Regions from separate parts of the Homo sapiens genome. Here regions 1 and 2 are each linked to region 3. Evidence: read pairs that join two places in POLR2A ChIA-PET (ENCODE). Cell type or tissue: A673. All regions are shown on one strand. Region 1 overlaps SOX2-OT (SOX2 overlapping transcript). Region 2 has its middle 32 kb from the start of SOX2-OT. Region 3 overlaps SOX2-OT (SOX2 overlapping transcript).

Evidence for each region. Peaks named below come from ENCODE experiments on the same cell type or tissue, not always from the same donor. Only the 100,000 strongest peaks of a DNase experiment are listed, where the experiment ranks them.
Region 1: POLR2A ChIA-PET joins it to region 3 with 10 read pairs; 3 of 35 experiments call an interaction of 5 or more read pairs at or near these places.
Region 2: POLR2A ChIA-PET joins it to region 3 with 13 read pairs; 2 of 35 experiments call an interaction of 5 or more read pairs at or near these places.

What each region holds. Positions count from the first base shown.
Region 1 is chr3:181,301,689-181,304,188 of GRCh38, forward strand. The region is part of intron 3 of SOX2-OT (SOX2 overlapping transcript); the gene reads left to right. Among named protein-coding and RNA genes, the nearest start is that of SOX2-OT, 250 kb to the left of the region's middle. In A673, no CTCF peak of the experiment used is centred here; no DNase peak of the experiment used is centred here; H3K27me3 peaks cover 2,289 bases.
Region 2 is chr3:181,023,863-181,026,362 of GRCh38, forward strand. No RefSeq gene overlaps it. Among named protein-coding and RNA genes, the nearest start is that of SOX2-OT, 32 kb to the right of the region's middle. In A673, no CTCF peak of the experiment used is centred here; no DNase peak of the experiment used is centred here.
Region 3 is chr3:181,251,323-181,253,822 of GRCh38, forward strand. All of the region lies in intron 3 of SOX2-OT (SOX2 overlapping transcript), which reads left to right. Among named protein-coding and RNA genes, the nearest start is that of SOX2-OT, 200 kb to the left of the region's middle. In A673, no CTCF peak of the experiment used is centred here; a DNase peak (open chromatin) is centred at 1,539; H3K27me3 peaks cover 764 bases.

The sequences.
Region 1 (2,500 bases), 50 kb after region 3:
GGGTTGGAGGGGGGGATTAACAAATAATGACTAGACAATTGTGCAAGTAAGTACAGTGGTAAGAAGCAATGGTTAAGAGCACACACTCTGAACCCAGGCTTGAGTTTGCATCCTGGCTTTACCACTTGTTAGCTGCAGAAGCTTAGGCAAGTTATTTTATGTTGATATGCCTCAGTGTCTTCCTCCTCAAGGTTGCTGTGAGGTTTCTGTTAAAACATATAGTAGTCTAGCACATAATAAAGTTTATATAATTTGCTATTATCATTCTTTTTCTTACACTGTAATAAGTGCTGCAAGAGTAAATATCACCAGGTGACTGGAACTGGGTGTAGGAGTTTGGAGAAAGCTTTCCTAAGGAAAAGATGTTTGAATTAGGATCTTAAGAATGGGTAGGACTTAAATAGATTGAGAAGATTGGAAGTGATGAAGGGAGTGGAATTGAAGTTTTAAAGAACTTTCCAAGCAGTAAAAATAACATGTACAAAGACTGAGGCAAGAGGGAACATGGTAACTAAACAGCCCCCAAAGCAGCCCAGGGTAGCTGGAGGGAGGGAGTGAGATGGGGAACCAAAAAGAAGGGTGATGATCTTTGCTCACAAGAGGAACTCAAGTTTTGCTTCTCCCCCCACCCCGCCTTCTGTCTCTCTTTCTCTCACTCTCTCTCCTCTCTCTTTCTCACAAGGGAGGGAGAGGATATTTTCTGTGTCTTCTCTGCCCAGCCTTGGAATTAAAAATAATTTACAAGTGGCTCTACATATATAACCAAAATGCAACATTCTGTCTAAATATAAGATATGAATTAAATTGCCGCTTGGTATTCAACTTATCTTTCTATATGCATTATAATTGTCTATTTGTGTTTATGCTCCACAGCCAAACCTAAGTGGTGCAACTAGCTGGAAGGTTTCCTTTTTTTTTTTTTTTTTTTTTTTAGAATACTCAATACAAAAGAGGTGGGATGATTGGGTACTAATTAAACCTAAGTAGTAAGGGACTTAAGGAAAACGAGATTTCTGTATTTCTCCTAATGGGATGAATGTCATGTTCCAATTCCTACTTTATGTAAAATCCATTGTACAATATGTAAAATAATTCTCCAAATCTTGATTTCCTCAATTGAAAATGACCCTGAGCATAAACTATAAGTAGAGGAAGGTTTGAATTTCTTGATCTTTGGTACTCTTTTGTTCTCTCAGTACGTGGAGTCTTAAATCAGCAGAATAATTTAGGAATGGTAGATATTGAAACAACTAATTTTTCTTTTCTGTAATCTGCATAGACTTCAAAATGCCTACAAAGCACAAAGTGCCAGTTCATATAATTTGTTGGCAAGGATAAAAAGAAGAAAGGAAATTATTTCCTAAGCGTGTGAATCAGCCCAGCTTTAACAGATATTTTTCTGTCATGTGCAGCCTGAGGGCTTATGCCTATCTGAGCTTTATTTGACAATTACCACTTGCCAGCATAATTAAATGATAATTTATAAATACTAAGAAAGCATAATGGGGAAGAGCAAATAGGTGCTTATCAGGGCATTGAATAAAGTTGATCTGCTCCAGTGGCAATTTTCATCTCTTATCTTGGTTGTTAACTGGTCTCACTTTGTATGCGTGTTTTGTTTAGGTTTGATATTTGTTAGGGTGATATTATCTACCTCATATACACCTTTTCCCTCCATACAAAATTCTAATATTTCTTTTGGTATTCATTTTGCAACCAATGTATTTACAAAATATTGCTTATATTTTAATTCATAATATAAATTTAGGATTTAGAATTGCACGTATTACTAGACAAAACCCCAAATAAATAGGAATTTTTCTGTTTGTCTCCCCTTCCCCCCATCTTTTTTCAGTGAATAAGGTCTTTTCTGTGTTGTGTGTGTTATTTTCTTTTAATCGGTTTTTTAATCACCTGGGCTTTGCAGTTAATTACATTCCACAGAGTCTCTTCATCTATTTCCTAGAATGCTGGCAGATTTTTTATAAGTAAGAGAGAAAGCACACATGTAAGCCATGGACTCCGGTGAGGAGGGCTTCCTAATCTTGCAGTGATAAGAATGATACTTTATATGCAGCATGGACATTTTGCTATGTTCCTACAGAATATAGAAATTACCCAAAGAAGAATTCTGTAGGGCAGACAGCTTTTGTCCTATCAGTATCTCTTCTCAAGTTTTCTTACCTATTATAAATATTAGGGCAATCTGTGCAGAAGTTGTGGCGAGGCCTTGGACAGAAACACAGATTTGTCCTGGGTAACCTAGATAAAGCAGTGCAAGAGCAATCATCTATTTGAATGGAAACAATCAGTAGAATGACAAAAAAAAAAAATGAATTTCCATGCTTTTAGAAAAGCAGGTTTGAGGAAGGCAAATGGGGGAAGAAAGCAAGACACATTAGTGGGTCATGAAGAGACTAAGGTCTCTCTCTCGCTCACTCTCTTTTTTTTTTAGCCATCACAAAATTAAATAATTTTAGTAACTACTGATTAGGATTGT
Region 2 (2,500 bases), 230 kb before region 3:
CTTTTGCTATATATTTTAAAGTTATTTTCTTAATAGTTGCTCAGGGGATTACCATTAACATCTTAATATGTATTAATCTAATTTGATTAATACCAACTTAATTTCAGTAGTATACAAAAGCTTTGCTTCTATATAGGTCTGCTCCTCCCACCCTCTATACTATTTTTGTTGCAAATTACATTTTCATACATTGTATGCCTGCCAGGTTAGATTTATAATTATTGTATTATGCAGTTGTCTTTTAAATTAGATAGAAAAAAAGGCAGTTATAAACAAAAAATACATTTATACTGTCTCATAGTTACCTATGTAGTTACCTTTATTGGTGCTGTTCTTTTCTGAAAAAGTTAAATAAAGTTATTTACCTGTAACTATATAGGTAAATGTAAGATGCAGTATAAATGTATTTTTTGTTTATAACTGCCTTTTTTCTATCTAATTTCAATGTATTTTAGTATCTTTTAAATGTATGTTAGTATCTTTCATAGAGGTAGTCAGAGGATAATGGTCTAAAGTTTTTACTATCTGAGAATGTCCTAATAGCTTAATATCTCCTTAGTCTTTGAAGGGTAGTTTTGCTGGACATAAAATTCTTTTTTTTTTTTTTTTTTTTGAGAAAGGGTCTCATTCTGTTGCCCAGGCTGGAATGCAATGGTATGATCATGGCTCACTGCAGCCTCAACCTGCCAGACTCAGGTGATCCTCCCACCCCGGCCTCTTGAATAGCTGGGATTATCATGCCCAGTTAATTTTTTGTATTTCTTTTTTTTTGTAGAGACAGGGTTTTTCCATGTTGCCCAGGCTGGTGTAGAACTTCTGGACTCAAGTGATTCATCCACCTTGGCATCCCAAAGTGCTAGGATTACAGGCATGAGCCACTTTGCCTGGCCATATATAAAATTATTGCTTTAAAGTTTCTTTCTCATTTTTTTCAGCTTTATTGAGGTGTAATTGACTAATAAAAATTGTATATATTTAAGGTGTACACATGATGTTTGATATATGTATACATTGTGAAATTATTACCACACTCAAGCTAGTTAACATATCCATTACCTCACATAAGTAATTTTAAAAAATTTCTTCCAGCACATTGGTTTTTTTTTGTTTGTTGGGATTGTTTTTGTTTTTGTTTTTGAGATGGGGTCTCACTCTGTCACCCAGGCTGGAATGCAGTGGTGAGATCATAGCTCAGTGCAGCCTATCTCCCAGGCTCAAGTGATCCCCTTGCCTCAGCTTTCTAAGTAGCTGGGATTACAGGAACACATCACCACCCAAACTGGCTAACTGAAGTTTTTTTTTTTTTTTGTAGAGATGAGGAACACATCACCACCAAAACTGGCTAACTGAAGTTTTTTTTTTTTTTTCTAGAGATGAGGTCTCCCTATGTTGCCCAGGCTGGTCTCAAACTCTTGGGCTCAAGTGATCATCCTGCCTTGGCCTGCCAAAGTGCTGGAATTACAGGCATGAGCCACCATGCCTGGTTCTTTCAGTGCTTAGAATATGACATCCCACTCCCTTCTGGCCTCCAAGGTTTTGGATAAGAAATTAAGAGTTAATGCTAGTGAGTAGCCCCTGTATGTGATGAGTCACTTCCCTCTTGCATGTTGATAAAGACAAGCCTTTTGATTTCCTAGTTATAAGTTCCTAATAATTTTGAAATCTTATTTACTGTGTAATTTCTTTTTTGACCCATGGGTTATTTAGAAGTGTGTTGCCTGATTTTCCAAATATTTGAGGACTTTCAGATTGCTTTATGTTACTTATTTCTAATTCAATTTTCTTATACACAGGGAACATGCACTGTATGATGTGAATTCTTTAAATATATTATAACTTAATTTATGTTCCAGAATGTTGTCTATCTTGATGAATGTTTTATGTGTACTTTGCAAAAATGTGAATATCATTGAGCCCAGTGTTCTGTAGGTAAGGTTGGTTGATAGTGTTTTTCAAGTGTTCTATATCCTTAATGATTTTTTTGTCTGCTTTTTCTATCAATCATGAGAGAAGAGTGTTAAATCTACAACTATTATTTTAGATTTTTTTCTATTTCTTTTTTTCAGTGTATCCAGATTTTGCTTCATGTATTTTGAGCTCTGCTACTAAGAATCCACACATTTAAGATCATTATGTTTCATGATAAATTGCTGCACTTAGGAAATGTTTCTATTTCTGATAATATTCATTGTTCTAAAGCCTACTTTGGCATTATTATAGCCATGCCTGCATTCTTATAATTAGTGTTTGTATGAGTTTCAAATTTCTTCAAATGGCTTTTATGCTTGTTTTTTTTATCTCTTCTAATCTGTTCATCTAGAGAATTATAAGAAGAATGTTCCTAATTTTGAACCATCCCTGTGTTCCTGGGTTAATATCTACTTAAATATGACATATTATTCTTTTAATAGACTTGTGAATTCAAATTTGCTCATATATAATTTTAACTTAGTTTTTTTTGTAATTTCATGGATTCTGTGACAATTTAAATAACTTAAGA
Region 3 (2,500 bases):
ATCTGATTCCCATGGGGTTACTCTGCTTTCCTGCCTTACTGCCTTCTCCCTTCCCCTTCCCCTTCCCCTCCCTTCCCTTCCCTTCCCTTCGCTTTCTTTTTTGAGATGGAGTCTTGTTCTGTTGCTCAGGCTGGAGTACAATGGCACAATCTCAGCCCACTGCAACCTCCACCTACTGGGTTCAAGTGATTCTTGTGCCCCAGCCTCCTGGGTAGCTGGGACTACAGGCGTGCACCACCACGCCTGGCTAATTTTTGTATTTTTAGTAGAGATGGGGCTTCATCATGTTGGCCAGGCTAATCACTATTTATTTTTTCATTAAAAGGATGCACTATTCTGTTCTCCAGTATCATGTCACACCTCGAAAGAAACATGTGACTTTGTGGATGAATTATAGACTTTAAATTGCAAAGGCAGCCACATCAATATATCCATCTAGGCGTATACCATATTATCAAATATGTAAAATGGAAGACATTGGATAAAATGCTTATTGCTATGAATGAGAAACTTAGCTTCTTTGGTTATGGAAAAAAGTAACAAAAGACAGGAATCAGTAAGGTCTGGCATTGCGGTTTGTTTTGTTTTTCCCTAAATAACTAGACTACCGTTTGACACTAAGACATCTACAGAAGCATTGCATAAGCTTTTTACTTTGACTGTAAATTTACATCTTTATACCATTTTCCATATTACACTGAAGTCTTGCCTTCCATATAGCTTCTGAATTGTTGCCTGCCCCTCATGTTTGATATGTAAATGCAGTGTTTCTTATGGAAGGACTTTAAATAATATATATACCTCTGCCTGTTTGTATGTTTAGAAATATGGAATTCTGTAATATGTAATATGTAAGTGACTTTTAGGCACATACACATGGCCTCTTTTATGTGTCAACTTTTTGACTGATGAAAAACTTAACTCTATTGAGTCCAGAGCAATTCCCTTTGAGTAAAACCTCACAAAAAGTTTGGAAAAAAAAATTGCTCCTTGACAAATATTTTTCAGGGACAATAGCTACTTTTCTGGTTGTGAAAGGCAAGCTGAAACCACACTTACATGACAAAACAGTGGGCCACCAGAGCAACATTTTATACTCAGAAAGAAATGCAAATCTAAACAGAGAACTTACTTTTTAAAAATAAAGGCAAGAGGGTTTTTTTGTTTTGCTTTGCTTTTATTTTGCGGTATGTTTTTGTTTTTGTTTTTAATATAAAAAGCCCCTTTCCACAGTAAAAGCTTTTTTTTTCACCCCCAAGAGGTTTAGAACTGTATACAGATAGTTACATACACGGGCATCTCAAATGAGAGGGCAGCATACATACATGTAATTGGTTGCTTTTTTCTTTCCCTCGGCAGTCTGTAAAAAATGTGAAAATGCTCCTGCTTCTGCCTAGCCATTAAAAGGCAGTGGCTGCACCATACTGTGATTTGGGAGCTGAAGAAAATGGCCAGAACTGACTGATATCTGATAAACAGTAACAGGAGTCAGTTTATTGCACCAATCGTTAAATAATGGTGCTGATTATAAGGCTGCTAACTGCAGATGCTGTAATTGTCTGTCATAAATCTTAGTCATTTGTGACAGGAGCACAATGAAAGGGAGCATCTGCTTGAGGGCAAATGACTTCTGATAAATATCAGCTCTACGAAAATGTACTTGGATGTGTCTCAATATTTTGGAGAGCCATTCATGTTGCTTCCACAAATGTGAAGTTATTATTGGTTTGTATTGATTTTGCCACCTTTTTTTTTTTAAAGAGACAGAGAGTGACTCAAGGTTGAGTTGAATAGCATCTCAGCTCTTTATCTGATCTACTCATTTCTCTCAAATGCATGTTTGAGTGAAAAAAAATAATTGCACTTTTTTCAGTAGATTGCTGTTCAGAAACACAGCCTGGGAAATTCAATATGCAGCATATAAAAAAATAACAAAAGCCAACATTTGTTGAAGGGGGAGGGAACACATTTGGATTTTTACAAAGGTTATTTTTCAGAAAAGATTTTAAGTCTTAAAATGCCAATCTCTAATGAATTTTAATTGCATGAAAATGAATTTTATGTTCTATTATGCCTATAGAAAAATAGCTAACATTATCATATTCATTATAAAAATTGCTCAAATAATAGAAACTATACAACAAGGACTTTTGTAAGTTAAAAAAACTTGGAAAAAGTTTGTATTACATAAAACCAATACCCACATTTTAAAAACAGCTGCTTTTTCCTAAAACATTTATTTCATTTAGTTGCTGCATCCAGGACAGCTTAGAAATATAAAGCAAATAAAATGAGGAAATTCAATATTGTGTTGGGCTCAAACTTAAAAATATGATTTGAGGATAAGAGTTATTATTAGTAAATGCAGGTTACATCTGTTTATAGCTGTTTGCATTTACCAGAGATGTGGGGCTCTTCACAAATCTTTCCATGTGAAGAATGTAAATGTTTTTTAGTTTGTTCCATGCAATTCCTGAATTTGAGAGTCCAGCTGAGTGGT